2 separate regions of the Homo sapiens genome follow, and region 2 is linked to region 1. Evidence: chromatin loops called from intact Hi-C (ENCODE). Cell type or tissue: PC-3. All regions are shown on one strand. Region 1 overlaps GALNTL6 (polypeptide N-acetylgalactosaminyltransferase like 6). Region 2 overlaps GALNTL6 (polypeptide N-acetylgalactosaminyltransferase like 6).

Region 1 (8,000 bases):
ATATGGCCTGGACTGGCTGATTAGGTTGTGCATGCAATGGGGCTAATTAGAACTAGAACTAGACTACTGTTCGCTTCCCTCAAAACCTCTTTTGTTTTGCTCTGTTATCATTTTGTTTTGTTCTGTTCTGCTTTATTTTCAGGGAGAAATAATCTCACTGTCTTCCCAAGAAAGGATAAATCTTGGCTTTTCCGGGCATGGTGGCACATGCATGTACTCCCAGCTACTCGGGAGGCTGAGGCAGAAGAATCACTAGAACCCAGGAGGCGGAGGTTGCAGTGAGCCGAGATTGTGCCACTGCACTCCAGCCTGGGCAACAGCAGAGAAACTCCATCTCAAAAACAAACAAACAAAAAAAATATTGGCTTTTGACACCCACCCTTCATATCACAGTCCGACCAAACCCCAACCCGTTCATTGTCAGAACTATCCACTCATTGAATCTAGCATGATTCATTGCATCCACAGTAAGAAATTTGAGGAGGGAGATTAAATAAAATGCTTAAATGAGAAGCACGTATGAGATTTTTCAGAAAGCTGACTGGAGCATTCACATATTATCAGATTACTACAATAACTGTTGTATAAGATGGTGCCCTGGGTAGCATTTCTGATGTCACTGGTTTGGAAGGAGTATATTTGCTTTTTTTATAGAAAATATCAATCAGTTTTCCCTATCAGTTTTGCATGAATTTTCCTTGCTACAGGAAACAGTGATGGACTGCTGGTCAGTGTGACTTGGAACTTTAAGGCTAGACCTTTGAAATTCAACAGTTTAGGTCCCCATTAGTTTGATTTTAGAGCAGGAGTTAAGAAATAGTTTGAAGATGTATTTTTACCACACCTCAGCTGTGAGCTCCACAAAACAGAAAGGCCATTGCTTTATAATTTAAGGCTCACAGAGAAATATTTCAGGGAAGTAGTTATACCATGAAATACTTTACAAATGTTACATTACAGTTTCATATGCCAAATGAAATTTGACATTTTCACCTTTGTTCCCCTTAAAGAGCCAAGTCATCTCTTTTAATATGTTGAATGTGTTTAGCAGTGCTGACATTCGCAATAGATAACCCAGACCGTGAATTATTTTACCTGAAAATAAAGACAATTTGCAGGCCTTCCTTAGAAGACCGGCTATTACACTCAAGAATGGGCTCAAGAGAATCTACTTCTCTAGAGAACTTGAAAAGCCCCATGGGTCTCAGGGGTTTTGCTGCCATCCTGTCCAGGGCTAAAAGGTCATATCCTCAGAACCAGTCCCATGATTTTGATTGCAGGTCTTCATGGACTAATGGTCCTGAATCTTACACAGAGCTTAACAACTGTATATTAGACCATATTTTCAACCTGCTCACATTTCAACCATCTGACCTGACTTCAAAGGGAGAATTATTTTATCTAGACACCATATTGTGTGAGTAGTTTTTCAAGTACTAAAAATTTGCTTTATCTTCAAAGCCTGTGACTATGGCCCTTGGCTTTGAGGATAATATTGGAAGTGGCTTTTCATGATTGTACTAGAACCAGAGCAAATCTTAGATTTATTGGCAATTCATATATGAATCCAACCATTGGGAGAAGTGTTTATATTCATAAAATAGCACTCTAGAAAAAAAATGACAGGAATATTAAATGTGGAGACATTAGTTAAAAGATCAGCTGCTTACCCCGCACAGTGTGGTTCAGTGAAAATACAGCTGCATGCCATTTTCTGACTGATGATGCAGGAAATATGATGACCAGCCACGTCCAGCTTGCAGGCCACTTGAGGTTTCTTCCCACAATCTGGGAGTGGAAGGGGGCCACACTGTCTCCACAGCACATAAGCCAACTTCTGTGGCTTTCCTTCAAAGCAGCATTCCCTGCTTTTAAATATCTTGACGCAGGTTCAAGTGGAGCACAGGAACTGCTATTCCCGTAGATTCTTTCTCCCACAGAATACTGAAAACTCATGAACTCCTGACTTAAAGTACCTTTCAGGATTTTCAGTTATCCTTTTGATGAGTTTCTCTGCAGATATTCTTGAAGTCTCACGGTGAAGTTTTCTATCAGATCTCATTTTCTCTCCTCTTGTGCACCCTTAATTTACTTATCTGAGTTTTGTAAATTGTAGGGAGAAAAAGAAGAGCTAAAGTAAACTTGTTCATCTCCTAAGTTACTTCTTATAACTGTTTTAAATGCCTGCTTTCATGTTTCTGACATGCCATGCTCTTTTGTCTCATAACAAATATTTGAATAACTCATTTCAAAACATAACATTGTCACCTGAGTTTTCAAAAACCCTTGGTCAGCCAAGCTGGCTTTTGGTTATTTCCTCACCTGACCACGCCTCTGTTCCAACAGGGCACTCATGAGAGAATCTATAACAAAACACTTCTTTCCTTGACTTTATGAAATCACAGCACAAAAACCTAAGAAAAAAATTTAACTGTGGTAGAATGATTTATATTCCTTTGGATACATACCCAGTAATAGGACAAATGCATGATATGTTCATTGCAGCACTATTCACAATAGCAAAGACATGGAATCTATCTAAATGTCCATCAGTGACAGATTGGATAAAGAAAATGTGACACACACACACACACACACACACACCATGGAATACTATGCAACCATAAAAAAAATGAGATCATGTCCTTTGCAGGGACATGGATGAAGCTGGAGGCCGTTATCCTTAGCAAACTAACGCAGGAACAGAAAATCAAATATTACATGTTCTCACTTACAAGTGGGAGCTAAATGATGAGAACACATGGATGCATAGAGGGGAACAGCACACACCGGGGGCTATGGGAGGGTGGAGGGTGGGAGGAAGGAGAGATCAGGAAAAATAACTATTAAATACTAGGCTTGGTATCTGGGTGACAAAATAATCTGTACAACAAACCCCCATGACACAAGTTTACCTATATGACAAACCTGCACATGGACCCCTGAACCTAAAATAAAGTTAAAACTTTTTTTAACTTAAAAGAAGAATTAATAGTTTCGGAGGGCTCTCATTCTCATGTGATCAGAAAAACACAAATTGTTCCATATGCTCTGTTTACAAAGAGTAAGTCCAAGCTAGCAAAGCTTTCTAATCTTCAAAGATGATATGAGAGGGCAGGAATAAACTTGCACTCAGGCAGAACCAAGTAGAGTGATGTACCCCTGGCTGTTGATCACAAGACGAGCTACTTTCCAGTGAACTGTATGAGTCAGGATGAAGTCACCACTCTTCTGCCATTTTCTAACTTTTCCTTTCAGAAATGGATTTTTTTAAGTCCAGGTTTAAAATCTAGAGCCTCTTGCAAAGGTTAGGAGATGTTTGCTCCTATTGCTACTCCATGGTGCCTTTTCTTGTGCCACCGCAGCCTCCCCTAGAGTCAAGCCACTCATGGGTAACCAGGTCTTCTTCTTCAGTCTTGTATTTTGAAGACTTCATTGTCATGTCTCCATCCCTTGGCAGCCCCGAGTGTTAAAGTGATTTTCTTTCTAACTCCACTTCAGTGTCTCTATCTGTACCAGACTCCAATCCTATTTTTGACTAGGATCACTTCTTTTCTAAACCCAAGGACTCACAGCCTTCTTTAATTTCCATGTGTTTCCTTGAGCTCAGTAAAGCAGTTGCCACAGATTTAACGCCTAAAATGACATTTTTTCCAGTGAATTAGTTATAACCATTACCATTTGCTTGGTAAAAAGAGCCCAGGTCTAGGAATTAGACATGGGTGCGAATCCTGCCTGCTGTCTGCTGGTTGGATAGTACTGGACAAACCACCTACTTTCTCGGAGCCTCAGTTGCAAACGTGAATGAAAACACAGCATGGCGAGAGTGCAGATGAGGAAGTGAAATGATGCCCGTGAAAGCATCCAGTTCAGTAAGAACCTTAATTTATTTTCCTTCTAGCAGAAAAGAGTTGCTTATCCTAACCCCAAAAGGTAGTAGAGTAGCTTATTTATATGAATTTCTCTCTGTGTCTATTTGTGAAAATCAACTTGTTTTTGGCCAGAGATCCTTAACTTAAAACTTTCTATTTTGTGATAATAGACTGGGAAGGGTGAGTGGGGGCAGGGGGAAGGGTGAAGAGATGTGGATTAAAGAGTACAAACATGCAGTAAGATAGAGGGAGTAAATTCAATGTTTGATAACAGAGTGGCATGACTATACTTCATAAAAATGTATTGTGTTTGGGAGATGGACACCGTAAATACCCTGACTTGGTCACTATGCTTTATATGCATGTAATGGAATTTCTCATGTTCCCCATAAATTCACACAAGTAAAAAAGTTTTTGTTTTGATGCCAGACATGTTTCACAAATAATAAAATGCTTAGCTTCAAGTGGCAAGACATGGCTTTAGGAAAAGGTGATTTGAAGCAGAACACATATAAACCTAAGGGCCCTCTGATAATATTTCTGCTGTGGGCTCTTCTTTCTCTTGCATAATGTAAGCCAGCTTCTGAAATGAGTAGTCCCAACAAGTCCCAGGGCAAGAGAGAGATGCCAAAGCAATTACATTTATGGTAAATTCAGAAAAGGAAAATGTGCACAAGATAGGAAGAAAATCTCTGCAGGCATAATTTGAAGGAAAGGCACTAGGTGGTCTCTGCCAGCAGTCATTGGATGTGACTAGCATGGAGCAATTAGAGGTGGAATGGATCTGTTTAAGCAAAAATGGTGTGATGGCTATGAGGCAAAGCCTTAAATAGTGAAAAATCCTATAAGAATCACAAAAGCATTCCTAGTATGTTGCATTTATATGCTGCTTTTAATTTCTACAAGCACTTCACAATTTTTTTATCAGAGTCTCAAATGAATTATGTTAGGGCTTATATGTAATTCTATTCTCAAATATCCCTATCCCCAAAATGTTTATTTTAATTCTGCTTTTCTCCTGTATATATCATTCCCATCACTATCAAGCTTCTTGAAAGAGAAACTTCCATTTGTTGACTCTGTTCACCTTCCATTTTTTTCTCAGTCCTCTTGGCAATCTGTCTTCTACCTTCATTCATGAAACCACAGAAACTGTCCTTTGAAAGGTCTCTGGTGACTTCCTTATTGCCAAATCCAACAGCCTCTCCCTAGGCCTCCCCTACTGGATCCCTCTATGAAATTTGACACTGCAGCTCACCCCTCCCACCTTGAAACTCTTCTCCCAGGCTTCTTTATGATTTCTTCTTATTTTCTCCTTCTTATTTCTAGCTACACTTTCTTTGCTCACTTTCAAAAAAAGTCATTCCCTGGAGTTCCCCCCTCAATCTTCTCAAATTCATTTCTATTCTTTGCTTGAGTGAGATCATGTACTTCTATTATTTCAATTCTTACTCATACGTGGTTGCATCAGTCCAAGTCCAGCCAGAAGACAGAAATCACACCAGTAATTTGAATAGGGACATTTTAATATTAAAAAAAAAAAAAAAACGTTGGCTGGTAAAAGGGGTAAAAGAGGGCTCTAGGGAGTACTGAAGCAGCAACTCCAAAAAACAATAACTATCATTAGGGCTGAGGAATGTGAGCAAGGCAGGAACTTGGAAACTTAGAAGAACTCTCCAACTTTTCCCACGCCAAGGTTGAGATTCAGGCCTCATTTGATGTGGTGTGGCTGTCATATACATGCAGCTTGGTAGTGATAAAGAAACTTGCAGGACATAGCAGCTGCTGCTTATCTCTGAGGGCCACTCCTGCGAGGGCTGCTCTCTTCCACCCCACCCCACATGCCCATTTACTGGCTATCACATGGAAAAACTGTGCATGCGTGCGCACTCACACACACACACGAAAAACCTTCCTCCTGCTCAGCCCTTCCAGTGTCCTTCCAGCACCCTCTATTAGCAAAATTGTATCCACTGACAAAATTGTATCCACTGACAAAGGAGAAATATCTACAGGGTCCATCTTGAGAATCACAAACTAAGGCAAAAAAGGATTTGAAGTTGAAAGGCAAAATATTAGTAGAATATTAGCAAAATATTAGTAGAACAGTAGATAAGAGCATATACCCAAATAGGCATTTCTTACCCTGACCCATCTTCCAAATTTCAGACTTCTAGGTGTCTATATATAGATGTCCCAGAGACACCTCAAACTCAGCATGCCTTCTTTATTATACTCATGGAAACAGTTGTCAAGAGCTGTAATTTTTATTTAAAATGTCTAAACACATATCTTCTTTTGAATACATATTATATATATATATATATAATTTGGATATATTATTTGGATACATTCTATCATTAGTTCAGATTCTCATTGCCAATTAGAACTAGTACCCATTATGACAATTACATAACTCTCCACCTGTCTTTCTCATAATCACCAGAATTTACTGTCTAAAACAAGTTTTTGTTCTCAAAAACATTTAATGATCTTTTTGCCAACAGAACAAGGTCTAAATCCCTTATCTTGATATTTAAGACTCTTCACAAAATGGCACCAATACACTGCCCCAGTCTCATTTCTTACTACATCTTGATACTACTGCTACTACTACTATGAAACATTAACATCTATTGAGCACATAATATGGTCCATACACTAAAACAAATATATGTATAATCTCATTTAATACTCACATCACATTTATGAAGCATTATCCTTAATTTTAAGGAAAAAAACTGAGGCAAAAATAAGTTAAGTTAACTTGCTTAATGCCATGCAGCCCTACTAAATGGTGAAATCAAACTCTGGGCAGTCTAACTTCAGAATATGTGCATTTAACCACTACATTATATGTCTCCCGAAAAATAAATGAGAGTAGAAACACATTTAACAAATGGGTCTAAAGACTCATAAAAAACCACAAAATGTTACTGAAAGAAATTGCATATCTAAATAAATGGAAAAACATCCCATGTTCATGGATTTAAAAACGTGTTATTGTTAAATGGTGATACTACGCAAAGTGATCTACAGATTAGATGCAATCTATCAAAATCTAAATGGAATATTTTGTGAAAATAGAAAAACCCATCCTAAAATTTATATGGAATCTCAAAGGAACCTGAATAATGAAAACAATCTTGAACAAGAAAAACAAAGTTGGAGAACCCACATTTCCTAATTTCAAAACTTAATACAAAGCTACAGTAATCCAAAAAATGTGTGGTACAGGCATAAAGATAGACATATAGACCAAGGGAATCCAATAGATTGCCAAGAAATAAGCCCTCACATGCAAAGTTAATTGATTTTTGACAAGGGTGCCAATATCACTCAATAAGGAATGGACAGTCTGTTCAACAAATGGTGCTGGGAAAACTGGATATCCACTACTAATGGATTGAATTATGTCTCCCCAAAATTTATATGTTGAAATCCTAATCCTTGGTACCTCAGAATGTAACCTTATTTGGAAATCAGGTTATTGCAGATGTAATTAATTAAGATGAGATTATTCTGAGTATGGTGGGCCCCAATCCAATATGATTGGTGTCTTCATAAAAAGGGGAAATTTGGACACCAGCACACACACAAACAGAACATCAAGTGAACATAAAAGCAGAAACCAGCATGATATGTTAACAAGCCAAGGAACATCAAAGATTGCCACAAACCACCAGAAACTAGGAGAGAAGCATATTATGTACTCTCTTTCACAGCCCTCAGGAGGAACCAACCTGCAAACACCTTGATCTTGGTCTTTTAGCCTCCAAAACTGTCAGGCAATAAATTGCTGTAGTTTAATCCACTTGGTTTGTGGTGCTTTCCTTCGGAAGCCATTTCAAACTAATATATCTACGTGCAAAAAAATGAGGTTGTAAAATTTACTTTACACTATACACAAAATTTAATTCTAAATGGACCTAAACATAAGAGCTAAAACTATAAAACTCAGAATAAAACATAGGGGAAAATCTCCATGGCATTGGAATGTCAATGATCTCTTAAATATGACACTAAAGCACAGGCAACAAAAGAAAACAAATAGATAAATTGGACTTCATGAAAGTTAAAACTTTTGTGCATCAAAGGCACAATTGACAGAATGAAAAGGTAACCCAC
Region 2 (8,000 bases), 150 kb before region 1:
TTTTTAAAATTCATATTTTCATATTTCTTCCACCCAGGTAGACAAAGTTAAGACACGTGCACAAATGAGAAAGTTTGTACTGATCAATTTTTTTGTAAACAGAAGATGAATTTTCTCTGTGTATGCTTGTGTGTATATGTTTATATATATATTTATTATTATTTTATTCTAAGTAATTCCGTTGCTGAAACATTTAATCCTACTTTTTCTGTTTAAGTTGCTATATTATTCCCAAAGGTTGTGATGGATGAATTTATTCAGCAGACATTCACTGTGTTCCCGTATGGGCCAGGCACTATCCTAAGTATTAGGAATTGGGTGAGCAAATGAGACATTCTCTGCCCTCATTAAGTTTTCAGTCTAACAAAGAAGATGAACATTCATGTAATCTTCACATAAGTATCTTTTTATATTGCCTCACTTTTTTGAGGGTATGAGGACATCTATGTAAATCAGTTTCCAAACTTACAAGACATGAGGGATCCCTAAACTCCCAGGGAGAGTGCACAACTAGGGGTCTTAAGATTGGGTTTTCACCCAGCTTTCTTCCTCTACTAACCATTAAGTATGAGAGCTACTTAGAGCTCAGTCTGAGAGACCCTCTATCTACATACACCTCACCCTCCCCATAGGCAATTGTATTATGTACATCTAGAAGCTTTAATCATTATGTATACAAAGGTGAAGGTGACACCCATGTTTATGTCTTAGTCCAAAATTTTTTTTGAACTAGATTTCTTTGGATTGGATTGACATATCCTACAAATGACTTGGCTTCTTCTCTTGGGATATCTTTAAATCATCTCAAAAGTTATGACCTATGTCTCGTGTACATGACCCTGAAAACCTGCTCCTCTTCCAGAAGAAATACTACTTCACTGAAGCTTTTCAGATCTGAGCTTAAATGTCACCTCCCTAGGGTAGACTCATCTAAGCATCCTTCCTGTCATTACCTTCTTTTATAACAGCCCGTGTTTCCTTTTCATTGACCTGTATTTATTACAAGTAATAATTCTATACTCGTGTGAATATTCATGTAATTAACATAATAATATATAAATATTTTCAGAAAGCTCTGAGTATAATGGAGCTGCTATTATAGCCTCAATATTTCTTAGAATAGACACTTAAGAAAAATATTAGCTGGATGAATGAATAGACAGGGGAAACGTCTCAGTTATCTGGATTCAGACCCTTCTGGGAAAAGAGAAGTAGTTGCTGGTTTCTTTGGCTCTCTGAGCAAGTTTAAGACCTCATCTTGAGTCAACAAGAAGTCTGGCACAGCCAAGAGAGTTAGGGGATAGCTGGAAAGGATGCCACTATCTAATGCACATTAAAAGGGTTATTTTTAAGGTTCTCCAACCTTGTCCTCCAAATAACTCATTCTGAGAACTTCTTTGGACTGCAAGGCAAAAGTTACTGGAAATGATAGGGAGTAAGGGTTCTTCTCCAGCTGCCAGTGGAAACAGATGTTAGAACTTCCTGGACATGGTTTGCCACTCTAGCAGAAGCTACTGGAAGACTGAGAGCAGTTACCATCTGAAAGGAGCAGCCACTGTCATTTGTTTTCAACAAACACCACAGAGAGTAGCTGCCAGTGAGAATCTTCATCATTAAAATGGTCACTGAAAGTCTGCTTCAGAAGCCACAGCTGAGGGAAGCCACCACCAAGAAATACTGTTGGGTGCCATCCCCATCCCCTGAAAGCAACTAAAAGGAAAAAACGTTAACAAGTTGAATTGGGGGAGATACCAAGATTTCAGTCCTTGTCCCTATCTTAGTTTATGTTATTTTACTATTGACCTGTAGGACAAGACAGATTTCAGTTCTTTCAATATAATCCTCTTTTTGTAAAAGGAAGACAATTTTTCAAAGGAAACTTGATGAAGATTGAGAGCCAAAATATCTGAAGAAGGGCTCACATTAATTCTCAGGATATTGAACAAGACACTAGCTCATAGAATCCCAATTGAAGGTGCACCTCAGAAAATAACAAAAGAAAGTGAAAAAATGTCTCATTCAAAATGAGGGAGAAATAATCAAATAGACTCTGAGCATTAGTTCTGTAAATGTAAGACTGACTTATTCACCATTGTGGCCCAAGAGTTCTTAGAATAGGCTCTCAAAAAATGTTGAATGAATGAATGAATGAATGGGAGAGTAGATGGATGAATGAGCAAATGAATGGCATCCATTTACCTTAAGATATATTAACTAAGAATAGAAAATATGATTCACTTTAAGTAAACACAAATAAAGTGAATGTGTTGAACAAGCCAGCTATAGTTTACAATATGATAATATTTATTTCCCCCAAATAAGACACTTTCTATTTTTCTATGTTTTTAAGTTTTTATGTAATAAAACAATAATTTATCTTGTTTTTAATCTACATGCAAAACCTAGAGGTCTATCACAGAGAGTTTGTCAAACTGTTTGATTTGTCGTGCTGACAAGGAATCATTGAAACAATTTTTTAAGAAAAACAGGTTAGGTACAGCATGAGAGTATGTGTGAGGCTGAGGCAACGGAGAAGGAAACCATATGCTCACTCAGGTTGTCGAGAATCTTTAACACTTGGCAAAAATGTCACTTAATTTCTTGCTGGAAAGGTGCGACCTCCTAAAGTCTTTCCTCTTCATACTACGTGAGAGCATCTTTTGGAAGGGAAACCATGGATTAATCTTACTTGATCTGGCATATTTGGGTTTGGGAGTTTTTTAGGCAGTCCTAAAAGCCTAGAAGATGAAAAGAATGAGGGCCAGCAGCTGTCTACAGGACAGAGCACTGGACAGAAGCAAACATGGACCTCCTAGCCCTCACATCACCTTACTGTGAGTCTCCTTGGCATCTTGTGTAGGACAAGGTATATTTAAGATTATTGGTCTTTCAGTATTATCTTCAAGAAGAGAAAATAACAATTGGCCACAGGGAAATATGATTGAATTGGAGGTTCATAAACTTTGTTAGACTCAAGTTAAAAGAGATCACTTATAGAACCAGTCTATAGAGCAGGATAACTATGGATTACACTTGACAAAGGAGTCCAGAATATATAGGGTAATAACTTTTCTTAAAATCCTAAAACATATGTGTATTAGAAAGGGAAAAACAAACTGTTTTTTCTTCTACATTCACGCTTATCACGGAATACTTCACCGCTTGGTCACTAAAATATACGGGAATTTCTCCTCACCAACAACCAATTCTCCAGTAGACTCCAGATGGGCGTCCTGTGATTCTACTGATTCTGACACTATCTACCTGGAGATAGCACCAGATCCAACAGGTGAAAAGCTTAGTCCCACAAGACTGTCTCCCACTTCAGACACCAATCACAAGTCTTATGTTGTAACCTGTACTTCCTACTAGCCAGCAATAAGTTGAGAATTCCCATGACCCCTTTTACGGGTTCTATTACTTTGCTAGTAAGGCTCATAGATCTCAGGGAAAGATTTTCCCTATGTTTACCCATTTATCATAAAGGATATTACAAAGAATACAGCTGAACAGCCAAATTAAAAGATGTGTAGGGCAGGGGACAGGGGAAGAGGCAGGGAGCTTCCATGTCCTCAGGTGCACCATCTTCTAAGCACCACATGTTCAGTGATTCAGAAACTCTCTGAAACCACATGGTTCAGGATTTTTTATGGCAGTTTCATCACATAGGCATGACTCATTATTAACTCAATTTCCAGCCCCCCTTCCTTCTCCAGAGAATGGGGGTGGGGCTGAGTTTTAAGTTTCAAGCTTCTAATCGTGGCTCAGTCTTTCTGGTGACCAGCCCCCATTCAAGTGTTGCCCTTTAGAACAAAGGAATCTACTATCACCCATGAAATATCAAGGGATTTAAAAGCTCTGTGTCAGATGCTCCTGTTCCTCAGGAAATTACACAGGTCTTAAAAGCTCTGTGTCAGGACCTGGGATCAAAGACCAAATATTAGAACCTAAGATTCTCCTAGCACCCTTATGGCTCAGGAAATTACAAGGGTTTAGAAGCTTTGTGCCAAAAATCAGGGGCAGATTATATATATATGTATGTATGTACTTACATATATATATATATACACACACACACATATATATATCACACATATATATCACGCATATATACATATATATATCATTATTTCACAATATATGACTACTGTCACAACTACTCACAAATAAAGACGTGTGCTTCAGTTCACTAACTAAAATCAAGAACCTTCTTTAAGGCCAGGATCACATATTTATTATAACTTGGACAGGTATGGCCACAAGCCATACTGTTTCTGTAGCAATGGGATCGTTGAGAATGCACAGAAGATAAAAGGAAGTTGGGCAATGACTTCATTATAGGATCAGTCACAAGTTGGAGACAAAGAAACCCAGTTTAGTTTCCAAAAGGGCAAAGCATATTCTGGTTTGATTCACCCACATTGGCATCCAAAGAGACTCATCTTGTCAGGGGTAGGGAGAGAGTGCTGGGTCACAGCAACATGAGTTCTAAGTAGCCCCAATATTTAAGGTGTTTAGATAGTGTTCAAATGACAAGATTCTGGATGCTCTGCCTGATTAGACCAGGACAGCAGCCAGCTGGTGGTAGAGAGGCAAAGAAGGTTTAGGTAACCAAGGAGAAAGGACAGCAAAATCTCAACCCCAGCCAATCTGAGCCATCTTCAGGTTCAGGGAATACTCTAGTCCTAGCCTTGGCAAGTGTGACAGCTTCAGGATTTTCCACATAAGAAGTGTCTAGGCATTGCCCACTGGTTGGGGACTTGTCTTAAAGCTACATTTACAGAGCATATTAATTACAGTAACCCTAGTAGCTTCTATAGTAAACCCCAAAACCTCAGCAGCTCAGCATATTCGAAGTGTTTTTTCACTCTAATTCCAACTGAGTGTTTCAGGGGCAGCCTTATTTGAGGGGCCTACATTTGAGTCCCAGGTTCCTTCCATTTTGAGACTGCATCAGCCCCTGTAGCCTCAGAGTGTTCATTTGTGATAGTGAAGGGAAAGATGATGTGGTAGATCACATGGAAAAATTAGCAGGCCAAGACTTGGAAATACATTACCTCTGCCCACATCCCGTTGACTTAAATTCAGTCACGATCACAACTAAGCAAGACAGTGCTAGGATAGAGAGTTTCTGGGTGAGCAGCCACCTTCCAGCAATAACTCTACACTGTGAAAGGGGGACATAAGTTTTTGGTGAAAACTAGCAGTCTTGCAGCATTGAGTTTACCTAGAGTATATGTTTATTCGGGGTAAGGGAGATTTGACAATGAGAAGTCAGTGGATCATAGAGATAGTAAGTGATAATAAAACTGTTTTCCGGAAAGGCAAGAACACTAATGTGTTTATATACATAGGACTATTATAAATTTTTGTAGGTTGGATTTTTCATTAGCACCTTGGTATTGTAATGGAGTTATAGGAACTAATACCATGTTGCTGATAAAGAAACCGGATCAAAAAAAGAATGAGTACCAAAAATGATATAAGTCCAGTTGCACCTATCCCATGGGTGTGTTATGATAAACCATGATTTAAAGAAGAGCCAAGGAAAAATCACATAAAAATATATATACTAGAGGAGGGAGAAAAAATTAACACTTATTGAACAATTACTTTAGGTTAAGTACTAAGCTGGACCTGTCAGTTACCCAGTGCTATGTAATCCAATTTTCACAAAATTAACGACTTAAACAACACCCATTTATTATCTCATGGTTTCTGCAGGTCAGGAGTCTGAGCACATCTTAATGGGATGCCCCGCATAGGGTTTCACAAGGCTGCAATCAAGACACAGGCCAAGGTTGTAGTCCCATCTGAAGCTCAGCTGGGAAAGTATCCATTTGCAAGCTTACTCAGGTTGTTGAAAGAATTCAGTTCTGTGTGACTGAAAGCTTCAGCTTTTTCTGGGTGTTAGCTGGTGAGCACCCACACTTCCTTGCCATGAGGGGTGCCCCAACATAGTCACTTGCTTTCTTCAGCAAGAAGAGAGAAATTCCAGCAAGCTACATAAGGCTATCTGAGGTAACATAGTCACATAATCACATCGTGTACCTCCTATCAACATCACTGTATCCTCTTTAAAACAGTCTGGATGGCCCACACTCATCTTCCCACTATGCAGTTTGACAAAGTTGTCTTTAAGGTTCCACCTTCACCTCTGCATTTGGGTGTCCCAGGCTTTCGTACTGATTCTTGCAAAGATGGTCATGAATATCTGAGCTCTCAGGATAGCACCTCATATTTGGAGGCCTTAACTCTTCCCCAACAACCCATTCACTCATTTAACTGCCTTACAAAGTGACTGACTAGCTAATCAGATCAACTGAATTGTGCTAATAGCTTATTGCATTCTGCCACTGAGGTAACATATTTGTATTGTTGAAAGGGCATTACAAGAGAGAATACCTGCCAGATTTATATTCCTAATATAATTTTTATGTCTTTGCTTTATGGAAACCTGCTTTCCAAAGCAGGTCTGCCAAATATTCTATGTAGTATTGGCAAAGTAATTTAGACTCTTCATAAAATGAGGAGAGAAGATTCAATGACCTCTAATATCCTCTCCAACTCTATGTTTTTATGTTTTTGTTTTATTCTTTTCTCAGTAACCTCCAATAACTTCATACAAGGCAATTGCCAAACTGCTCTCCAGGCATTCAAGATCCAATGTAATCTGGCCCAAATTTTCCTTCCTAGATGTATTCACTGCAGGTATTCTATATTTAAGGCAAACTGTCTTACTCAAGTATACCACATGCATTCACTCCCAGAATGCTTCTCCTTTTCCTCATTGCATTTCCTTGTCCTACCTTTCTTCAAGCCAAGAGGAAGACTCCCCTCCTCGTTGACACCTTCCCATCCACTTTGGCCCATATCCTACTCTAAATTCTGGTAACTACTCAATCTCCACACTCGGTGGGCCTTTGGTTTGTCTAAGTTTCCTGTGACTATTTAATTTTAAGCTCTTTCAGCACAGAAAATGTCTACTGTATTTTTGTATATGTCATAGAATATAAGTATAAATAGTTTGAATTCAAAAAAATCTTTATTAAGCAAATATAAACCAAAGAATTAAAATGGATGGTAAATTTCAGCCAGCTGTGTGAGTTAGAGGGGAAGATGTATGGAGCCTTTTATGTTTTTATAAGAATATACATCATTATACATTGCTGTATGCTCTCCTGACAGAGACAGTTTCAACACCCTATACTCATCCTATCAGAATAGCCTAAATTTTCCCATCTCCCAAAAGTCACTCCTTTCAACTAGAATGTCTTTCCCCATTCTATATCCAATTGTAAAAAAAACCCTCTCCATTCTTCAAGGCCAAACTAAATTTCTCCTTCTTCTATGAAAATGTTCCTGACCTTCTAGTTGAAATTAACTCTTTCTCCTTGTTATTGCTTTTTCACTTTCTGTTGGTGTTGTACTATAGTGAGTTATATGCCTCTCCAAGTCATCGCAACTAGACGGTAAACTCTTTAAAAATGGGAAGTACTTCTATCATGTTTTTCTTTTGTACCTTTCAGAATACCAGGACAGATCCTGCTGTAAGTAGTAGGTGGTAAAATAACAGTAGGTGGCAAAATAACAGTAGGTGGTAAAATAATATTTATGAAATTGACTTGGGAAAGATGCCTCAGTAAATCTAGAACACATTTTTACAAAAAGTGACTGATGCCTTACTGAGCTTTCTTCTACAGACAGAATTTAAAATAATCCATCATCTAAGTTCAAGCAAAGCTATGTTTTATTTAAAACAAAAACAAAAAGCAAAAGAACCCACCTGAAGAGAGCAAATTATGCAAGTGGAAAGCTAGTCAGGATCCTGAGAACTTTGAGGTGAAAAAAAAAAAAAAAGAAACACACAGAGAATGGTTTTACAAATAGTTTTCCTAAAATGTGATTCACATACCACTGTGGTGCTTAAGTTTGTCTAAGTGGTAGAAATTTACAGTTTTTATTTTTAGTATTTTGTATTTATTTTGATTGTAATGGAA

Evidence for each region. Hi-C counts contacts between places; a loop is a spot of excess contacts. Peaks named below come from ENCODE experiments on the same cell type or tissue, not always from the same donor. Only the 100,000 strongest peaks of a DNase experiment are listed, where the experiment ranks them.
Region 2: a loop joins it to region 1, with 2.8 times the contacts of the local background. A loop is called at or near these places in 3 of 110 quality-filtered maps.

What each region holds. Positions count from the first base shown.
Region 1 is chr4:172,993,586-173,001,585 of GRCh38, forward strand. The region is part of intron 10 of GALNTL6 (polypeptide N-acetylgalactosaminyltransferase like 6); the gene reads left to right. Among named protein-coding and RNA genes, the nearest start is that of GALNT7, 170 kb to the right of the region's middle. In PC-3, no CTCF peak of the experiment used is centred here; a DNase peak (open chromatin) is centred at 3,186; H3K27ac peaks cover 1,874 bases.
Region 2 is chr4:172,847,352-172,855,351 of GRCh38, forward strand. All of the region lies in intron 7 of GALNTL6 (polypeptide N-acetylgalactosaminyltransferase like 6), which reads left to right. Among named protein-coding and RNA genes, the nearest start is that of GALNTL6-AS1, 120 kb to the left of the region's middle. In PC-3, no CTCF peak of the experiment used is centred here; a DNase peak (open chromatin) is centred at 3,690; H3K27ac peaks cover 1,812 bases.